Linked DNA regions of Mus musculus: region 2 is linked to region 1. Evidence: chromatin loops called from intact Hi-C (ENCODE). Cell type or tissue: left cerebral cortex. All regions are shown on one strand. Links, peaks and the distances in the headings refer to the core of each region. The heading gives the core; the rest is flanking DNA.

Region 1 (10,450 bases), core at 876-8,875:
CTAACCTTAAATGAGCCTAATTATAATCAGAAAAACCACCTCTCCCGTACTTCAGCTAAGGTTGCTTCTACAGTCAGCTTTTTTTGATGATCAGTGGTAAAACTCATGTGCACCACAGCCACCTTCTCTCCGCTGGAATTTCTTTAGACATGCATTCTGATTTCTGCTGCATGTAAGGCACTGTGGGGAATACTGAAGAACTAGGGGAGACCAGTTCCCTCCATCCAGGACTTCACAGCTTAATACAGCGGGAGCAGTACATGTGACAAATAAGATTCAAACCAGAACAACGCAGGCATTCAGCTTTGAGGCTGTGCTCAGCTGTGAGATCAGAAAGCTGCCGGGGATGCAGAGAACATTTTGAAGTCAGTTGGAGGGATGTCCAGCAGGTTCCGCTTAAGAAAAATTAGTTCTTACACCGCTGACAATGAGTTCTCAGTGGGTCAAGGTTTAAATGTTTTTTTAACTTGTTAGGAAAAAAAAATGTTCATATTCCACTCTACACACTAATTTCTATTGCCTGAAGAGCTATGTAAGATCCAGAACTTCCATTTTGTTGGTTGGTTGGTTGGTTGGTTGGTTGGTTTGAGGGTTGGGAGAGAGCTAGTTATTTTTGTTTACCTGAGACAGGATTTCACTTTGTAGCCCTGGCTGGCCTGGGAACTCATGTAGAACAAGCTGGGCTCTTAACTTGTAGAGATCCACCTGCCTCTCTCCTGAGTGCTGGGGTTAAAAACATGCATCACCATGCCTGGCCATGATATGGCCGTTCACCACACAGTCAGTGTCCGCTGATCCACTCAAGGTAAATGCTATTCCCCCTGTTCTTCTCTATAGCACTTCATAAAATATGTAATAGCCACTCCACGTGCGCAGTACACTAGAGCTCATACCTCTGTCTGTGTTTGGGCATCTGTTACCTGCCCTGCCATCCTCAGCTTCTGGTAATCCCTGTTTTCCATTAGATCAGCCTAAGCGTTCACTCCTTACAGCTCCCGGCCTCCTAGACTAGTCTTGGCATTCTGCTGGCATTATGATGGGATAAATTCTGAATACAAGTAAGCTTTTCAAACAGATACGGAGATCATCTCACCCTCACAGTGTGCCTACCACCTATATACAAATAAAGCTCCATCCGCTGAGGCTTGTCTCTGGGCCATGCACTGTCTTAAATGATTTATGCATTTTTCCCTGTTGTTCTGTCTTCATTGTTGAGACAGTCATATTATGGAGCCCTTGTTTGTTAGCCTATAATTAACCAGCTTTCCTCCTTTTTCTTGGCTCTGCTCGCAAGTGCTGGAATTATAAGCATAGCCACCACACCCAGCTTGTGTTTCTATGCATTTGCATGTTGTGTGTAGGTCAGAGGTCAATGTCATTTATCTTCTTCCATGATTTATTTTTTTAAACAGGGTCTCTCACTGAACCTAAAACTCAATTATTCTAGACTGACTTGCCACGAGTTCCAGGGGTTTTGCTGTCTGTACCCTCACACTTGTAGAACTATGAGCACTTTGACCTGGCCTTTTCTGTAGGCCCTGGTGATCTGAGCTTTGATCCTCGTGCTTGTATGCAAGCATGGTTGCGTATGTTTGTGTGAATGTTTACCTGAATGTATTTATGTGCACCATGTGCATGCATGATACCCAGGAAAGCCAGGAAAGGTGGAGCCACCATGGAGGTGCTAGACATGAAATCTGGGTCCTTTGCAATGGAGGCAAGTGTTCTTAACCACTGATGTGTCTCTCCAGCCCAGCTTCAGTTTCTGAGACATAGTCTGGCCATCTAAGCCCAGGCTGACCTTCATCTCATCTTCCTGCCTCAGCTAACACTACAGGTGTGTGTGCACCTATCTTCCTGTTGCTTGTTTGGGAAAAGACTTTGCTGGAACTAGATTCTGTAAATTCTATGCTAGAATTTACTGTATTCAGGCTACCTTCCTTGAAACAATCCTCTTACTGTTGCCTCCCTAGTCCTGGATTAGAGCATTATATATGCTCCTGTTCTTTTTGTACTAGTATCTTTTGCTTATTTTTTAGATTTGTTTATAAATGTGTGTATGTGAGGGGCAAGAGAGGGAGAAGGAAAAAATGCATGTAATCACAGTGTTTACAGAGAACATCAGCTCCGCTGGAGCTGGGGTTACAGTCAGCCACCTGATGTGGGTGCTGAGAATTGAACACAGGTTCTCTGGAAGAACAATAAGTACTCTTACCAGATACTGAGCCATCTCTCCAGGACCACCACCCTTTTTTGAAACAGTCCTGGCTGTCTCAGAACTCATCATGTAGACCAAGCTGGTCTTGACTCAGTAATCTGCCTGCCTCTGCCTCTCCAGTACTGGAATTGAAGGTGTGTACTCCCACACCTGGCCTACCACCACCACCACCCCTTTTTCTTTTCCAATTAAAACATGGTTTCATTATGTAATCCTGGCTGGCCTGGAATAGATGAAACTGGCTTCAACTTCACCTAGGTCTGCCTGCTTCTAGCCTGAGTGCTGGGATCAAACTCAGGTCATCAGGCCTGGCAGCAAGTCCTTTTACCCATGAGCCATCTCACCAGCCCTTGTTTTGGAGAACAGGATCTCATGTAGTCTAGGCTGACACTGAGTGCAGAATTCTGTCCCAACCACCTGTGTTGGGATTATGGCTGTACTGTCATGCCTGCTAATATCTTCATTTTGATAATAAACTGAAACTCAAAAGGCTGTCACTTCATTTACAGTTATGCAGCCCAAGGCTGTCTGACTTTAACTCCTTGGATCTTTCCACTTTATCATAGGACTCTGAGATAACTCAGGAGAACTGAGAAGTCAGCTTTGGTAAACCGAGTGCTATATGCTATCCCTTCACCTGTTCTTAGCTTGTTAAAAGAGGAGGAAGCCAGGAGCTGTGGTTAAAAGTGTCTGGGACTGCTTAGGCGAGCTGATGCCACCTGACCCTTCACTAGAGCAGTCTCTTCTGCCTTCATTTCCTCTGACTGCTTGATTTCCCCTTTCCTAGGTTCCTATTTGCCTTCCAGCTATTCTTTCTCCCCGTATGGCAGCAAGGTCTCAGGTGGCGAGGACGCTGACAAGGCCCGTGCCAGCCCCAGTGTGAGCTGTAAAGCCAGCTCAGAGTCCAAAGCCCTGGACATCTTGCAGCAACATGCCAGTCACTACAAGAGCAAGTCTCCCACGGTAAGTGGAGGACAGCCCAGGTCCTTGTCCAAAGACCACGGAGTAGAAGCCACAGCATGGGAGGAGTGGGCAAGTGCAGGCCCTGACAAGATGCTACTTGGGTGACTTGATACCAGCCTCATAAGGGCACTCCCTCTATTTGTAGATACCCTGCAGTTTTAGAGTCATAATATAGGACACTGGTTAGATCACTAGTGTGTATATATCTCATTATAGTGTCTTGATATGTCTCCTTTCCTTTCCAGATAAGTGATAAAAATTCTCAGGAGAGAGATCGAGGAGGCTGTGGGGTGGTTGGGGGTGGTGGCAGCTGTGGCAGTGTTGCGGGAGCAGGAGGTACTGACAGGAGTGCCGACCGGCCCCGCACATCCCCTTCCCAGCGCCTGATGTCCACACACCACCACCACCACCACTTGGGCTATTCCTTGCTCCCAGCACAGTACAACCTACCCTATGCCGCAGGTAAGGCTCTTTCCTCCAGCTTTGTTTCCATTTCAGTAGTACTGCCTGTAACAAGGCCCCTGCCCTCAAAGAATCTTTCACCCCCAGATTTTGGTTTTTCGAGACAGGGTTTCTCTGTGTAGCCCTGGCTGTCCTGGAACTCACTTTGTAGACCAGGCTGGCCTCGAACTCAGAAATCCGCCTGCCTCTGCCTCCCAAGTGCTGGGTACCCCCAGATTTCTAATCTGAGATTCCCAGCACTCAGGTTGAAGCAGTAATATAAAAATAAATTCAAGGTGGAATGGGAAGAAGACTTAGTGAAGCACTTGCCTTATAAACAGAGGACCTGAATTTAGTCCTCAAAATCCATGTGATAAGACAGATGTGGTGGTGTGTGCTTGTAACTACAGTGATCAGGTGGGAGGAAAACAGGCAGATCCCTGGAGCTCACTGGCCAGCCAGCCTAGCCTACTTGGCAAAGTTCCAAGCCAGTGAAAGGCCTTGTCTCAAACAAAAGACAGAAGGCACTTTAAGAATGACACTCAGTTGTCCTATGACCTCCACACATGTACAACACACACATCCAGAGATCCTGTCTCTCTGCTGAGTCCTAAAGTACCTTGCTTTAGGCTGGGACTTATTTCTTCCCTGGAGCTTGGGAGCTCTCATTATTCATCAGAGTAAGGAACCACTAGAGAGAAACAAGCTGTTGGTACCCCAAAAATCCAATGGCACTAGGTAGGGAAATTTAAGGGGAAGCTCCTCACAGCGAGCCAACTTGTGAAGGGTGACTTCCTGAGTGCTATATTAATATGTTCTCTGCTTGCCTAGGGCTTTCTTCTACAGCCATTGTTGCCAGCCAGCAAGGCTCAACTCCCTCACTCTACCCACCCCCCCGGAGGTGAGAATGGTAAGTAGATTTTGTTAATTTGCAGTGACAGATTAACAGGGGTAGCTGCTACTTGGATCCACAGAATCTCTGCAAGTGAGGGTTAACTATGTGATGTCAGTAATCTGGAAAAGGGAGACTGTTGGCCAGGCCTGTGACAGCAGCCTCTTGTGAAGCTATGTGCATTTGAAGGCCTGCGGAGGACCAGCACCAGCTGGTGCTGCAGTTCTTTTTGGGTTGTTTTTAACTTTGCTGTGAAGGGTAGTGCTTGTGAGCAGAGCTCAAAGAACAATTTACAGGGAGTTCCCTCTTCGAACTGTGGATGATGGAATTCATCTCATGCTTGGCAGCAAGCACCCTTACTCACTAACCATTTGCCAGCCCCAGTTCATTTTCTTAGAGCACCATCTTGTGGTTGTGATACCAGCAGACCACAATTAGCTGTTTTATCTGTGTGTTTCCTTCGCAGAACACCAAGTGCCCAGATGAAGTCAGCTTCATGGGCCAGACTGGCTCATTCGAGGTGATGCTGGAGGTGCCATCTTACCATCAGTTACGGTGTTGATCATCCTGTTTGCCATTCCGACCGTGACTGAAGGCAGACCCTTGGCTGCCTCACCTCCACTAGACCCTCCGACCCCCGACCCTCCCTCTTCCTCAGGAGCTGGAGAACTGGTACTTTGCAAAAATATTTATTCTCTCAGCCACAGTTTTGTTGTGGTCATCTATGGAGATGAAGGCATAGGAGCAACTGAGAGAACACAGCCTCATCCCAGAGAAATGACTGCTCTGTTACCTTAGCCCCTGGTCTGCTGCCAGAGCAGCAACACACACCTGGGAGGGACCCCAAGCACGGGATAAAGTCTGAAGACAGCACAGCAGCCATACCCCTCACTGTCATTACCACCATAAACAAGATTCCACATCTCCTCAGTGGTTTGGGCCCTGGGAACTGGCAGCACGTGGAGAAATTAGAATCTCAGGAAAGAAGTAGGGAGCTGTTTCCTCTGTAATTGCGAAGACAAGGTCTTCAAGTGTGGAGACATCCCCCTCTGATGTGAGCACAGATAAATGCTCAGAGCCTAACCTGTAAAGGGGAGAGTAAGGCACTTGCCCCACCAGAGTCTTGTGCTCCTGTCAGGTGGAAGACAGGGGTTCTAGCACCAGCACAGGCTCCCTGGGGATGCTGGGAGGAACTGGAACATAAGTGGAGTCTGTGAAACTGAACCTGCTTCCTCACCAAAATTCCTGCTGCTTTCCAGATCCCCCAACTCCTTGTCCTTTCTCTTTCTTTTTTAACCCCTTGGTGCCTTTCCCAGGGGGGATTCCCCATACTGACCTCACTTCTACTGCTTGGCTTCTACAACTCAGGCAGTATTAATAGACTTCCTCCCAGCATGGGTAACCTTGGAGCCTGCCACATCACTTTAGAGCAGCAACCAGAAGGCAGGCTGTTCTTGGAGACATTCAGTTATCTGAGTATCCTCATTTAGGGTCACAAATATATCCATCCCAGTTCCTCTGTCTACAGGTACATGATTTTATACAGTTCACTCTGTAACTCCGTACGTGCCAATATGAGGAGTGTCTTTATAACACACGTTTATGTTTTAGGGGCCACTGGCCAAGGGGAGATGATTTGCTCCTTAGACCCTAAAACAGCATATCCAAGCATTATATGCCCAAGTCAGAGTGGACACAGTGGATAAGGCTTTGAGGTGGCAGGCATTTCTCTGTTCTCCTGAGCTACAAAGTCATGTTAGGAAAAAGTGATGACCTAGCTTTGTTGGAGTCACGTCTTCCCAGCATGTGGGATGTTTTTTAGGTCTTTGCTATTGCAGGGTACCATCCCTTTGAAGCCCTTTCCTCCTGTTTTTGCCCTTTGGACTGCAAGAGAGAGAGAAAGATGCACAGATACCAGCTTAGGCTAATCGGGAGCTTGAAACAAGAATGTCAAAAGTGACAGTTTGAGAGCAGGAAGGTAGGTGGCTCTAACTTCTTTGGGAAAGTGGGGTGGTGGGAGACATTAAGCACAAAGCCCAAGAGAAGCTAGCTCCCGAGAACTCATGAACCCTCCATGTATATAATCAGGCTTTGGTAGTTAGCATCTCTGACCTCCAAACCTTTCCTGTTTCCAAGTCCTTGTTTTTTTTTTTTGAGTTGGGTTCTGGGCACTTGGGAAAATCCTTTTGTCTAAACAGCCTCCTCGCCACCATTGTCCCCTCTGCCACATGCTGCCCCAGCAGGAGTCTGGGTAGTGACCCCCTTTCATTCGTGGAGGTAGATGTTGGAGATAACATCTTATCTAACCCATTACCCTTACTAAGAAAGTGACTGTCGCCTAATTATGCTTCTCCCCACAAGACTAGTGAGTAGAGCCATGCTCCCATCTGTTCCTGTTTTTTTTAAATATTGTGTTTTGTATGTATCTGTGGCACTGGTTTGCAGTGTGCTTTGTACATATTGTAAAAAAAAAAACATTGGAGCAATTTTGTTTTTCACTGGGTAGGCATGGCCCACATTCCTGCCCTTTCCACTTTTTTCATTTTATAACAGAGGTGTGTCTGTATTTGCAAGACAGCCTTAGATTCTGCAGAAGGAACAGCTTTCTCTCTCTCCCCTCTCCCCTTCCCTTCCCTCCCTCTGTCTGTCTCTCTCCCCTCTTCCCGTTAGAAACAAGTCAGCTTTTTGTTCCCTCTACCCAAGTGCCCCTTGAAAAACAGGTGCTGCTCTGAAACGAGATTAGCAGTAGAAAAATGACCCTGTGTTCTCAGCTCCTCCCTCCTGGTCCCTAGTCTGAGTCCGGTCTTCCCGCTCTGAAGTAGTATTACATACACTACAGCTCCAGCTGTGGAAACTCCTGACTAGTGCTTCAAAACTGTCCACCTCCACACCTAGTCAGAAAGACAGGATCTGGTGCAGACCACCAAACCAAGCCTCTCACTAAGCCACCCTGCCCATGCTCTTGCTCTTAATGATCTCCAGGGACTCATGTGGAAGAGAAGCTATAGGAAGTAGGGGCCTCACCCTGAGGAAGGGCAGCTACCGCTTGCCAGCTGCTGCTTAGGACTCACATCTACTTCCTCATTTCCCCATCTTATACTTGTACATGTAGTCTCCACTAAGCCTACTCTCTCCACACATCTCAAGGTCAAAGAAACATAGAAGGGTAAGAGGGTACCCTGTGAAATGATCCTTTCATGCACCTTCTCTCCAGGCTCCAGGGTGGGGTGGGGGGGACTTAGTTTAAGGGAGTTAGTTCTGCAGAAGGGCTAGAGAATTGGATATAGATTTGAGGCCTCATCACTTACCCCATATACCTTATCTGTGTACTCTGATGGCCCCCAAGATTCAGCTGGGCAGCTAGCTGGCCCATTATTCTGGGCCTTTGTCATTTATTACTAGTTTCCAAGGAAACTTTCCAGTGATTCCCTGCCATGGGCCCCTCCCAGGCCTTATCCCTAGCCCCTCCTGCCCCAGCCCACCCGCTTGCCTTGGTGCTCAGCCCTCCCACTGGGAGCAGGTTGGGGCAAGCTGGAGGCTCGGGCTGGAGGGACAGTGTTGCTGTTCATAGCTTTTGTTCCATTGGCGTTGCTCTGTTGAATTTAATTTCAGTCTTCCTGATTCTTCCCTTCTGTAAAGTGTACATTACCAAGTTCCTTGTTTTTTTATATATATATATATAAATATATATATATACAAACTGTACTCTTTTTGCCTTTGTACATTCAGGCAAGAAGAGAAAATAAATCTTTTTAAGAGACAATCACAAATCTGTGAGGGCTGCTGGTTATTTCTCCTGGAGTTTGCTGCTGAGCTGCTGCCTCCTCCCCTAGCTGTTCTGTTCCCCCCTCAGCTTCCCTGTCTTTTCTCTAGCCCTGCTCCATACCCACCCTCAGCTTCCCCTTTCCTGGCTGACAGCAAGCTGTTGAACCCAGTGTGCCCACCTGCCCTGTAGCTTCTTCCTGTCCAGCATTGTTTTCCAGCTTGGCCACTGGCTGATCCTGTATCCTGACCTTTTTTTAAACCCTTAGATCTCATTCACCAAAGTGGCTTTGGACCCCTGGGTGCTCTGGGACCTGCCTCCCAGAGGCCCTTGGCTTGGGACATCCATTCATCTATGAAACTATGCACCTGGGAGCTCTCTGCCTGAGATTTTGCACTACTTAAACTTGCCTGGGCATTAGAACGAAAGGTTTTTAGGAACAAGTGGGAAATCTCCAGCCCTGTCCCCCTCTCCCTCCCCCCCACACCCCCACCACCCTCGCCCAGCACTCCACCCCATACTACCTATATCCATCCTAGCCTCAGAAGTCTGCTGGTCCCAGGATTGCTCCTGGACTCCCGTGGTTACCCTATTATATCAAGGGCTAAGGATCTATTGGTGAGAGCTTTTGAGACTCAAATAGTGATGCTGTCTGAAAGAGCCCAGCCAAACCATGTTCAGCCTTCCTTCTTCCCTTACCTTCTCTTCCCTTTCCCCTTTGTTTCTACTCCCTTTTCTTAATTGGCTTTGGAATTGAAGTATATTTTTAAATTATTTGTTGTATTTATTGAATAAAGTTTTTAATGTCCCTGTTATTACATTTAGACTAAAGTTTGCCTTTCACGTATCTCCCCTATCCCTCTTCTACACCTCCCCCAAATTTTCTACTAAGTTGCTTTAAAAAAAAAAAAAAAATGAAGTGCTGCTGCCTGCTTTACTATGATTATGTTGTCAGTGGTGGGCTTCAATAGTCCTCTTTTTTTTTTTTTTTTTTTTTTTTTGCCAGAGAACTCTTTGGGTAGGTATATGGTTTCCAAGTCAGCCTGTTTCACTGGCTGTTAACAGGAAGAATCTGCATACAGTAGCAGAAGAAACACAGTGTGTTCCCTCTGCTTTGTGAGCTTTAGCTGACAGTAAAGGACTGTTACCCCTATTTATCTGTGAATGTGTATCTCAGGTTTTACATTTGACTCTTTCCTCTAGGAGTCATCTGTTTGATGGAGGGTATTTTCAAGTGAATGACTTTGAAGAAATGCCATGTGCAGGTAGAACCTAAGTTTAGTGACTTGGCTAAATGGCTAAATACAGTACAGGTAAGCTCCATGAAAAACAAGCTTAGCACTCGGGAGGCAGAGGCAGGCGTATTTCTGAGTTCGAGGCCAGCCTGGTCTACAAAGTGAGTTCCAGGACAGCCAGGGCTACACAGAGAAACCCTGTCTCGAAAAACCAAAAAAAAAAAAAAAAAAAGAAAAACTGAAAATTGGGCAAAGCCTGTAAAGAAACTAAAGGATGACTATAAGGCAATTGCAAATCTATAGGTAGAACAACCCTGCCTTGAGGGGAAGGAGTGTCTGTGAGAACTCTTGAGAAGTGAGGCAGGGGACGTGCTTAGATCCCTCTCCAGGACCACTGCAAGATGACTGATTCCTCATGCTGGTGATGATACAGAGGGACCAGAAGACATGTCGTAGAACACTGGGCTCCAAGAAGACAAAACTAAACTGGAACAGAATGTGCCGCTTAGAGCACTCCAGGGGCTAAGGCAGGAAGGCTGACACAAGCTTTCATCAAAAAGGAAAAAAAGACTTCCGGGATAAAGTTAGGCAGTACCATAAAGAGTAAAGTTTTAAGCCCAACCCCTGTGTATAACAACTGGGTTTGAGTTAGTCAATACTACATAGGAAAGTGTTACGTATACACCTCTCTCTCTATGGGCACTTAGTGTGTCCCACTCCTAGCAACCCTGAATTTCACAGTATAACATGGCCCCAGAGACCAGCAGCAGCCTTGTCCCTGAGAAGTATGTACCATACTTATGTTAAGCTCTGGTTGTGACAGGAAGTTGGTCCTGGTACAGGAATAAAAAGACAGACCAACCACAACTTTAAATCAGTTTATTGACACAGTAACACAACACACTTGTCTCCCTGACACCCCCACACCCAATGTAGAT
Region 2 (10,450 bases), core at 1,410-9,409, 300 kb before region 1:
GAAAAGGCAACTTTATAAATAGTACTATGACAGAAGGGGGATTTTCCTTAACTTTTTGTTTTGTTTTTGAGGATGATGTCTCATTTGGTAGACCAGGCTAGCCTGGAATTCACTATGAAACTCAGGCAAGCCTTGGACTTCTGGTGATCCTCCTGCCTTCTGCTTATACAATGCTGAGAATACAGAAATGGGCCACTATGCCTGACAAAAAGGGTTTTGAAAAGGCAGTTTCTAATAAAAAAAAAGGAGACACCCATGACTGGGGCATAATTTTGTGAAGGGTCTTCCTTGAATGAACAGGTCCTGGATTAAAACTAAGAATAAAAGGAGGGGAAAAGCGTTTAAAAGGATGTAAGAAAACACAAGCTCTCCAGACAGTTTGGCCTACGTGAGGTGTCTGAAATTTGCAATAAAATGTTATGGGATTGAAAACAAGTAGTCAGACAAAAAGTTTGTTAACAGAGCATAGGAAATGAGGAGAGGAGCAGAGCATGTGAGGTGAGCAGACAGACAGGGAAGCACAGTGGGAGAGTTTCCCACACGGCATCACACCTCTGCTTTTATATCTGTTTCCTGTACGTAACAGGAAGCCTGGGGAGGATAAAAAAATTCCCTAGGCGAATGCTTCAATTGTAGCTAAGTGAGCACTAGAGGGCGAGCTCTCCACAGATTTACAATTTTCACACACACACACACACACACACACACACACACACACACACACACACCACACACACACAAATGATGTAGCTCTGTAAGTCCTGAGGAGAAAAAAAAAAGCATTGCTCTGGGACACAGAATAGAGAAACTATGACACCTAAAGTAGGTGTGAGACCTAGGTCTGTGCTCACTGTTCCTATTAACTCATATTAACACCATCTAGTAAAGTGAAAATGCAGCCAAGCCACCTACATTGGGCCTCAGTTTCTTATGTGAAAATAATGTGGCCATTTTAGGTAATTTGAAAAATCATTTTTGAGCTCTAAAAATTTATTTTTATCTATTTTTATTTTATTTTATTTTATTTTATTTTATTTTTGGTTTTTCAGGACAGTGTTTCTCTGTGTAGCCCTGGCTATCCTGGAACTCACTCTGTAGACCAGGCTGGCCTGGAACTCAGAAATCCACCTGCCTCTGCCTCCCGAGTGCTGGGATTAAAGGTGTGCACCACCACCTGGCTGAGCTCTAAAAATTTAAAATAATCAATATTAAACTATTAGGTCTTAAATCTTCATTTCTGTTTGTCTGCAGCTAGGTCTTAAAATGTAAATGAAAACCAGCACGTGCTGTCTCCATACTTGCTTGGATAGTCTGCACTGTAATGCAATAGGTAGGTCCTCCTCACTTTTCACAGTGGATTTGTTGTTGTTGTTGTTGTTGTTTTCAAAGAAGGGTTTCGCTACTAGGAAATGAACAAGACACAAATGTCTTCAACATGGTGGAGGCTCCCTTCAGGTTATAAGAAAAATGTGTTTGCTTTACAGGCACAACACCCCAATTTTAGGCTAATTGTATTTTGCTCAAAGAAAGAGTGTTCTCTAATTTTAGCCATTAAATAATGGTTTTAAACCTGGGCTGGGATGTTTTAATCAATGAGAGGTAGCTCATCTGATGTAGTGCCAGGAAGAACACCTTTTCCTTTGCTAACTTCCATTACAAAGTGAAGAGCACTTCTCTGAGCTATTTGACAATATATTTCCCAGGGTCTCCCTCCCTCATTACAACTTAAAAAAATATTACACATTTAAAAGCCAACAATATTAGAACTCCCATGGACACTTCTCTAGTGTGTGATACCTGAGATAGCATTTATGAGTTATGTTTTGTTTGAGACATGGTCTCACTAGGTAATCTCAATTGGCCTAAAACTTGCTATGGAGATGAGGTTGGTCTCAAACGTGGGGACCCATTTGCCTATGCCTCTAGAGTGCTGAAATTAAAGGTGTATGCTACTATACCCAATTACAAAAATTTTTATCAACACAGGGGCACATGTCTTTAGTTGCGGAATTTGAGAGTTAGAGGTATCCAGATCTCTGAGTTCAAGGCTACATAGTGAAACCCTGTCTTGATACACACACATACACCATGAGAGAGGGGGAGAGAGGTAGGGGGAGAGAGAGAGAGAGAGCGCGCTACAATATGTAGAGAAATGGAGAACAAACCTAATGGTAAGGCATATTAGATTTGACCTGAAGAGCACTTGGGCTCATGAAGCCTAACTTTGGAGATAATTCCAGTGGCAATCGCAGAACACCAACACGAGGAAGTGCTCTACTGTCATACAGGGTAGATGCTCAAAACATACTTTATAGAATAATAAAGATAATTGCCATGAGGGATAACCTACTGGGCTAATCATACTATCCACATCATGTTTTACCTGCATGTATGTCTGTGTACCACATGTGTTCCTGGTCCCAAAGAGTTCAGAACAGATCAGATTCCTTCCTTGGAACTAACGCTACAGCTGGTTATGAGCTGCCATGTGGGTGCTGAGAACCAAACCTGGTCTTCTGGAAGAGCAGCCAGTGCTCTTAACTGGTGAGCCATCTCTCCTGTCCCAGCACCCATGTTTAGTGAAACCCCTTCATTAACACAGGCCTGGCCTGATTTCCTCCTTTTACGTGTACAGAGTCATACACAAGTAAATAAATACAAGTCTCATTACTTAATGCAAATACTACTATCATCTTGCAATAACTCTTAAACTGCTGAAGAACGAAGCATCAGAAAACACAGAATTAAGATATATGAGAACATCACCAACTTACCATTCCACTCTCTCAAGTACAAAAAATGTCACTTACCTTATGATGCAGCAGATGGTACAAGTTGTAACTCACAGTGTAATGCATAGTCAGTGTTATGGGAAGAAGATGCTCACATAACCTGCCCCTTTCAACGCACCTTTGCCTAGATGTGTGTTGATAGACATGTATCTCGCAGTTCCAGTCAAACTTTTGTGCTCTCTGTAAGGTATGTGTTTTTTGGTTTCAGGATCAACATATTCCTTGGCCAGTCCAAAATCTATAATGTGTATTACATGCTCTTTCTTATTGCCTTGTCGGCCAATCAAGAAGTTCTCTGGTTTGACATCTCGGTAAATAAGATTCTTTGAGTGTACATACTCCATTCGAGAAAGCTAAAAGAAAGAAAAAATAATAATGGAAATACCTTGAAATAAGCAAGCTGGGGGAAGGAAAATCCAAAAAACTTTTTTTAGAGATGGGATTTCACTATGTAGCTTGACTGTCCTGGAACTTACAGAGATCTGCTTGCCTCTGCCTCCCAAGTGCTAGGGTCAAAGACATGTGCCACTATGCCTGGCCCAAATATTTCTTTTTAAAAATTATGTTTGTTTATTTACTTACTGTGGTGTGTGTGTGTGTGCATGAAAGTGCATTCATAGGTGTGTGTGGCAGTCAGAAGATAACGTGTAAGAGTCACTTCTTTCCTCCATGTGGACTGAGGGCTTAACCTTAACTTGTCAGACTTGGTGGCAAGTGCCTTTACCTGCTGAGTCATTTCACTGTGACCCCCCCCCACATTCACCCCGCCTCCCCAGTTTTATTCTTTCCTTCCCATTGTTCTGTATCACTCTGCTGTCTAGGCTAGGCCTTGAGCTCTTGGACTTAAGCAATCTTCTTATTTGGGTCTGCTAAGTAGCTGTCATCATAGATATGCCACTGTCCCTGGCTCAGCATAAGGTTTCTGAAACTAAAATGAAAACTCATCTCTTGCCTGGGTGTGGTAGTGTATGCCTTTAATCCAAGATAGATATCTATGAGTTCAATGCCAGCCTGGTCTACATAAGAAAGTTCCAGGCCAGCCAGGGTTACTGTGTAAGACCTTTTCTCCAAAAAAATAAAGTAACAACAACATCAGCCACTCTTTTTTTTTGGGGGGGGGGGGTGTTCGAGACAGGGAACTGTCCTGGAACTCACTCTGTAGACCAGGCTGGCCTCAAACTCAGAAATCCACCTGCCTTTGCCTCCCGAGTGCTGGGATTAAAGGTGTCTGCCACCACTGCCCGGCACATCATCCACTCTTATCTACCTCCCACTTTACTGACATAAACTAAAACTATATTTTAAGGTTTGTTTTATGATTTTACTCATGCATATGTATGTGTGTGTGCCTTCCTGAGTTTATATCTACCAATTGTGTGCCCACAAGGCCAGAGGCTATCAGATTCCCTGGAAATGGAGTTACAGGCAGTGTTAGTTATCTGATGTAGGTGCTGGGAACCAAATTCAGATTTTCTGTAAGAGCAATAACTGCTTTTAACTGCTTAATCTATCTCCAGCAAGCCCCCACATCCAAATACTTTTTGCTACAAACATATAACAACCATTAAGATTAAGAGAAAACAATGAGGTCACTAAGTTTGGCTAAGATGGTAATACTTTTACTTTATATATTGTAACTTGCAAATGTGCCCTCTGAGACAGGCGCTACTGCCACCTCACCTCCTGCCACACTTTCTATTGTTAGTTGCTTAGGACTCTTTAACCCCAATCTTGGTATTGCAGAAAGAAGAAAGCAGGGGCCCAGTAAAATGGATGCCTGCCTGACATTAGACAGCTGGCTGGCAGCAGGAGGAGGATGAGCAGTTTAGTGACCAAAGCTCAAAGGAAGTAATTGTAACATTATATCGAATTTCATTAAATAATTCTATCTATAAAGCATTTCTGCTAAGCATAGAAAGGAAGGCTTAAATCCTTGAGTATAGTCAATTCTCAAGTACTTCCAAGTTGCTATAGGATGATGGTGAGCCCATCACTAGACTTCCCGTGAATTAGGATCTACCTTAAGGCTGTGGAAGGGGGGGGGGGTGGTCCACAACCACCCTAGCACTCAGGAGGCAGAAGCAGTCTAACTAAACTGGTGAGATAATACCACAAAACAAAACAAAATAAAACCCAATACTTGAAATCTTCCCTTGAGGGGCTAAAAAACTTCTCAAAGAGACTGTTCTAATTACTCAAAGTAGAACTAGTATTTCATTTAGCTGTAAAGCTTCTTGGTCAGCCCACAAGTATATAATATGCTACATGTTATATATGGTATATTATCTGTAACATCTCAGTTACGTGACTTTGAATAAAGGTTGGTACCTTCAGTCTTTTCTGGTTTTCAACAGTGAGAGAAAGAAGGCATGATAAAAGCTTACAACTGTGTGCCTAAGACCTATAAATAAGACACTGAAGCAATTACTTGAATTCACACAGCTCTACCTAATCGTCCTCTTTCTCCCTAATGTAAATTATATTCCCCCACTTCAGTTACAGGAATGGTTCTGCTTCAAGGTGCAAACTCTTAAAATAGAGCAAACTGCAGATGCATTGACTTCCCTCAGTTAACCCTCTGTAACCCTTTAAGTTGTGTGGCTAAGAACCTACCTTAGCTGTTTGGCATATTACATACTGGCCAAGAGGCTTTGTGGCCAAATTATACACAGGAACCAGCTAAAGCAGCAGCTGCAATAGTTCCTTTCAGAAGTCTGCTAGATCCTTCTAGAATGCCATTAAGCCTGTAAAAACGAAGTCACCAGATCTCACTGCAGCTAATACATCATTAAAGGGCCCTCAAGGAGGTGGGCAAGGGATCCATTTATCTTCTGGAACCACACATCAACTTACCAACTGGATGGCTATCATTAACACCGTCTTCAAAGTAAACGTTCGGTCACAGAGGTCAAACAAGTCTTCCAAGCTAGGGCCAAGGAGTTCCAGCACCATGGCATTGTACTTCCCACATGGTCCAAAGTAATAAACCTGTGGGAGGCCTTCACCTGAAAGTAGAGGGGCAAATGGGGTACAGAGTGAGAGACACAAAAACTAAAACATAAGACATTAGCAATGAATGTAATATAAAGTATAATCTCTAAGATTTCAATTTCCTTTCAGAGTCCCTCCTGGAAAAGTTAAACTGAGTATAATAGCTTCTGTGGGAACTATTACTGGGCGGAAAAGGCAAAGCCATTGCACAATGTGTCCAAATAAGCAGTTATTTAATACCAGAGTGCCAAAGGCGTTTCCACTGCTGTATAAAAGAAAATGGTCTCTGATCCATTATTGCTTCAGGATGTAAACTATTCTCCCAAAGGATGCCTGAAAGTGCAGCATCATAAAAGGTTCAAAGGGAGCCTCACCGAGCTCAAATGCAAGCTAACAAACCTTGGTACATCCGCCTAGTTTCATTAGCACTCCCTGGGCTCGCTGCTAAAGCCAAAAAGAGTTGTTGGTAACTGCTGCCCCCTGGAGAATCGGATTGAGAGGCAAGGCCAAAGAGGTGCAGCCTGGCCCTAGGCCAGCACAACTGGTTTTCTTTTCACACAAAATCTCTGTAGGGGTTTCTTTTTCTCATCTAGGAGTCAGCAGACCCTTAGCATTTGTTGTTGTTAAGTAATTATGAAAGGAAAGGGAAAAACGTAAATCTAAAATGTCTCAGTTTTCCCAAATTTGAAATTCATATGTGAAGCTAAAAATCCAGGTTTTCTTGACTAAATAGCAACTTGTGAATTAATTCTTTACAGTGAATCATAAAAACAAGGTATTCAATAAATGCTTCTAAAAGGACGCCATAAGAACAGTAGATTCGCCGGGCAGTGGTGGCACACGCTGTTAATCCCAGCACTCGGGAGGCAGAGGCAGGTGGATTTCTGAGTTTGAGGCCAGCCTGGTCTACAGAGTGAGTTCCAGGACAGCCAGGGCTACACAGAGAAACCCTGCCTTGAAAAAAAAAACAAAAAACCAAAATAAAAAACCAAACAGTAGATACTTAGAAAGCTACAAAACATTAAGACAATGACTTCATCTTCATCTTATTTAGCAGCAACATTTCCATCTCACAGGTATGTGTACATTAGTCTACAGTTATGCATGGTGTCGCTCGCTTACTGCTGCCTCTCCTTCAAAGTTTAAGAAAATATAATTTTATCTATTTATCTATTTATTTTAGTTTTTTTGAGACAAGGTTTCCCTGTTTAGCCCTGGCTGTCCTAGAACTTGATCTGTTGTAAACCAGGCTGTCCTCAGACCCAGAAACCTACCTGCCTCTGCCTCCAGAGTGTACCACCATGCCTAGTTATTTCTGGGGTTCGGTTGATGGTTCAGCTGTTAAGGGTTAGGCTCACAGCCAAAAGAAAAAAATTTATTTATGTGTATGTGTGTGTATATATGTCATGCATGTATTGGTGCCCATGGAGGCTAGAAGAGTGCATCAGATCCTCTGGGGCTGGAGTAACAGGTAATTGTGAGATGGGGATGCTGAGAACTGAACCACAGTCCTCTAGAAGAGGAAGAAGTACTCTTCCCGGCTGAACTGTCTTGACTTTCCAGCCCCCATTCTTTTCTAATTTCCATGGATGAAACACAGGCAGAAGCAACACATATCTAACTATCCTTTTCCTCAAGGAAGGCCTTATATATCTGCAGATACTGTGACTCATTGCTACAAAGGGTGTATGCTTAGCTTTTCCATGTACTGTATCAATCTGTCTTGTTCTCTTTAGACCCTTAAACCACTTAAGTATTTCAGTGAGTTCATGAGAGTCTGTATCATCTAATAAGGTACTCTGGGCTCCTCCTAATTCTGGAGTTAATTTTATTCTGTCTCCAAACAGAAACAGGGTTTAAACTGAATTGTCTTTTTCTCCTCCTCCTGTTGTTCTGAAGTCATTTTTCAGTTAACTTTAAACATTTAAGTGTAACAGTTACTTCCAAGAGTTTAATTCCTTTTATCTTTTAAACACATGATAGATGAAATTTGTGGATATACTTTAAACTTATGCTCAATTTATAGTATTTTTTAATGTCTCTAAAATTTTATTTTCCTAACATTAGTATTATATTCCTTAAAGTTAGTTGTAGCAGGATCTGTTCGCTGTCTGGCCAGTATTCATTGTTTCTCCCTCCCTATTTACTAACAGCACTTTTTTTGGTGTGTGTGTATGTGTTTATATATGTGCAGTACAGATGTGCGTGTACATTTGTGTGTAGGGCCAGAGTCAATCTTCAGTGTTGTTTCTGTCTTTGCTCTTCCAGCACTGGGATTACAAGGGAGCAGCACTGTGCTTGGCTTTTGACATGGGTACTAGGTGGGGTGCTAAACTTTTAGTTTTAAATTCACCAACTGAGCTCTCTCTCCAGTCCCCAGGGCTCTGACCATTTTAAAAAGCAACCCGAACAGTTACAACTGATTATAGGAATGGTCAATGAGATGGAAGCACAAAGTTTTGGGTGTGGTGGTTCTATCTAGAAAAGATCTTTCAAATGAGTTGATTTAAATGGAAGGGAAATCTTACAGAACTCCAAAAGCCAACGAGAAACACCAAGTTCCTTCAGGATATAACGTAGCAACAGGAATAGATGGAGAGAACAAAAGAGTCTGATACTGGATGTCTGTGGAATAATCACACCAAAGTTGGACTTTCCATCCTTTTACCCATGCCCCAACTCCTTTTTTTGATATGTTGGGGACTGAACCTTAGGTAAATGGCCTACCACTAATCTACAACTCTAGAGGTGTTTCTAGATTTTTCTTAATCTAACTAATCTACAGGTATATGCTTTATTTTAAAAAAGAAAAACCAAGGCTAACCCTACTTAATAAAAACATTCTTCCTTTACTTGGTTGAATTTCCAAGTCTAGGCACACTATCCTCTTTTAAATACTTAAATACTCCAAGTCAGGTCTACTCAGTTAAAAGCAAGAGTAATAAGTGGCATGTTTCCAACAACCTTCAATATGAAACCTAGGTATCCCCTTACCGTAAATTTCCATATTTACTAAAAACTTACAAAAGCATTTTTTTGGGTAATGCTTATAATTTTTAGCTATGATGTCAGTAATAACTTCTGTCTACAAACTTCATAGCATGAGGAGTTCCTGTGTGCTGGGTGACTTCAGAAGGCCTCCGTGCGCATGTAGAGATGTTTGCCATCATCTGCAGGCCACTGCTTAGTTGTACAGCATTTCTAGGGAGGTCCTAGTTCCAAGGAACTAGTGTAGAGAGCGTTCAAGTCAAGAGTCTTGAGTCTAGTATCTGCTTCTATACTTCTAGCACATTCCTTTGCCTCTCTCAGTAGATTGGATTTTTTTATCTTTCCCAATGCAGAAGAATTTAAACTAGTTCCTCTTTAAATCTAAATTATGACTATTATTTCCTTCTAGCTACCTTCTAGGCTCATCTTTGTAAAGCTACAAAAATCAGTGTGAATTAAACTTAGATTCCATGTGGAGTAACAATTAAAATGTAAGCTACGAGTGTCATGCAACTAGAACAATGTTCACCTGCAACATCTCTAAAACTTAAAACGGAAACAGATGAAGTGGCCTTGCTTCACACCTTCTGAATTAGAATTTCTAGGAGTGGAGCAGAAGCAAACAACACTCTAAGTGCTATGTAGCACCATCTAGAAACTGCACCTGGAGAGGAGAAATATAAGGCATTGCTTTGTTTTATGACTAATCTATTACCAGGTCTCAGAAAATACAAACAAACCTGTTTCTACAGTTATTTCAGACTAGAGCAACTGAACTCCTTTGTCGATTCATCTGAGACCGTGTATCACTATAAACAGTTAAGACCAGCCTCAAGCTTGCTCTCTTCCCGCCTTAACACTGTCTTAACTTAAGACTGTTGGCATTGCAGGTGCGTCACCAAATCCAGCTCCAGCAGGGTCACAACAACTTTTAAAGGAATAATAGAGGTTATTTAAAAGGCTTCCTAGTGATGAGAATAGCCTTCTATCCCAAGGTTTTTAGGTTATTACAAGAAATGGACTGCCAAGTAGAAAAGTGCCTTCAGGAGATGTAGTTGTAATTTAATAGAACTGTCTGTACAAAGATTTGCATATGTATTTGCATGGCTGCCCATATAGTAGCTATAGACCGCCACGGCTCTTTGTATAGAGATTACAATAATGTTTTATCCACCTCTGGGACGAATGCAAGTAAAAATTCTGAATCTTTCACTTTTTTGTAGAGCAATCTCCAATTTACTGCTTAATGCAATTTAAATTAACATTATGTTGTAGAATTCTTTAATAAGACTGGGAGTAAGGACAGTGTAAATGCAATACAAGCTATATACATGGTAAAGAAGGCACTTCCTGTGAATAATTATGAGAGAAAGGATGGCAAAACTGAGCAAAGCAAATATGCACTGGATTTTCTTATTATACCATATCAAAAACTAAGGTCATTTTATAATCACTCTGTTCCTCCTCCTCCTCCTTCTTTCTCTCTCCCCTTCCTTCCTCCTCCTCCTCCTTCTTTCTCTCTCTCCCCTTCCTTCCCCCTCCTCCTCTTCCTCCTCCTTCTTTCTCTCTCTCCCCTTCCTTCCCCCTCCTCCTCTTCCTCCTCCTCCTCCTTCTCTTTCTCTCTGTCTCTCTCTCTCCCTGAGGGGTGCAGGATTTTACTGTAACCTAGGCTAACGAAC

Evidence for each region. Hi-C counts contacts between places; a loop is a spot of excess contacts. Peaks named below come from ENCODE experiments on the same cell type or tissue, not always from the same donor. Only the 100,000 strongest peaks of a DNase experiment are listed, where the experiment ranks them.
Region 2: a loop joins it to region 1, with 2.1 times the contacts of the local background. A loop is called at or near these places in 7 of 42 quality-filtered maps.

Annotation. Positions count from the first base shown.
Region 1 is chr9:65,690,225-65,700,674 of GRCm38, reverse strand. It overlaps Zfp609 (zinc finger protein 609), which reads left to right. Exons shown (of 10, transcript NM_172536.3): 7 at 3,006-3,181; 8 at 3,427-3,643; 9 at 4,454-4,532; 10 at 4,981-9,092. The coding sequence ends at 4,527. It overlaps Oaz2 (ornithine decarboxylase antizyme 2), which reads right to left. Exons shown (of 5, transcript NM_010952.3): 5 at 10,375-10,450. Among named protein-coding and RNA genes, the nearest start is that of Oaz2, 19 kb to the right of the region's middle. In left cerebral cortex, for the core only: a CTCF peak has its summit at 4,919 (motif pointing left); DNase peaks (open chromatin) are centred at 4,170, 4,837 and 7,328; H3K27ac peaks cover 2,055 bases.
Region 2 is chr9:65,994,742-66,005,191 of GRCm38, reverse strand. Csnk1g1 (casein kinase 1, gamma 1) reads right to left here. Exons shown (of 14, transcript NM_173185.2): 6 at 5,646-5,797; 7 at 2,911-3,145. Among named protein-coding and RNA genes, the nearest start is that of Gm22657, 48 kb to the right of the region's middle. In left cerebral cortex, for the core only: a CTCF peak has its summit at 6,249 (motif pointing left); no DNase peak of the experiment used is centred there.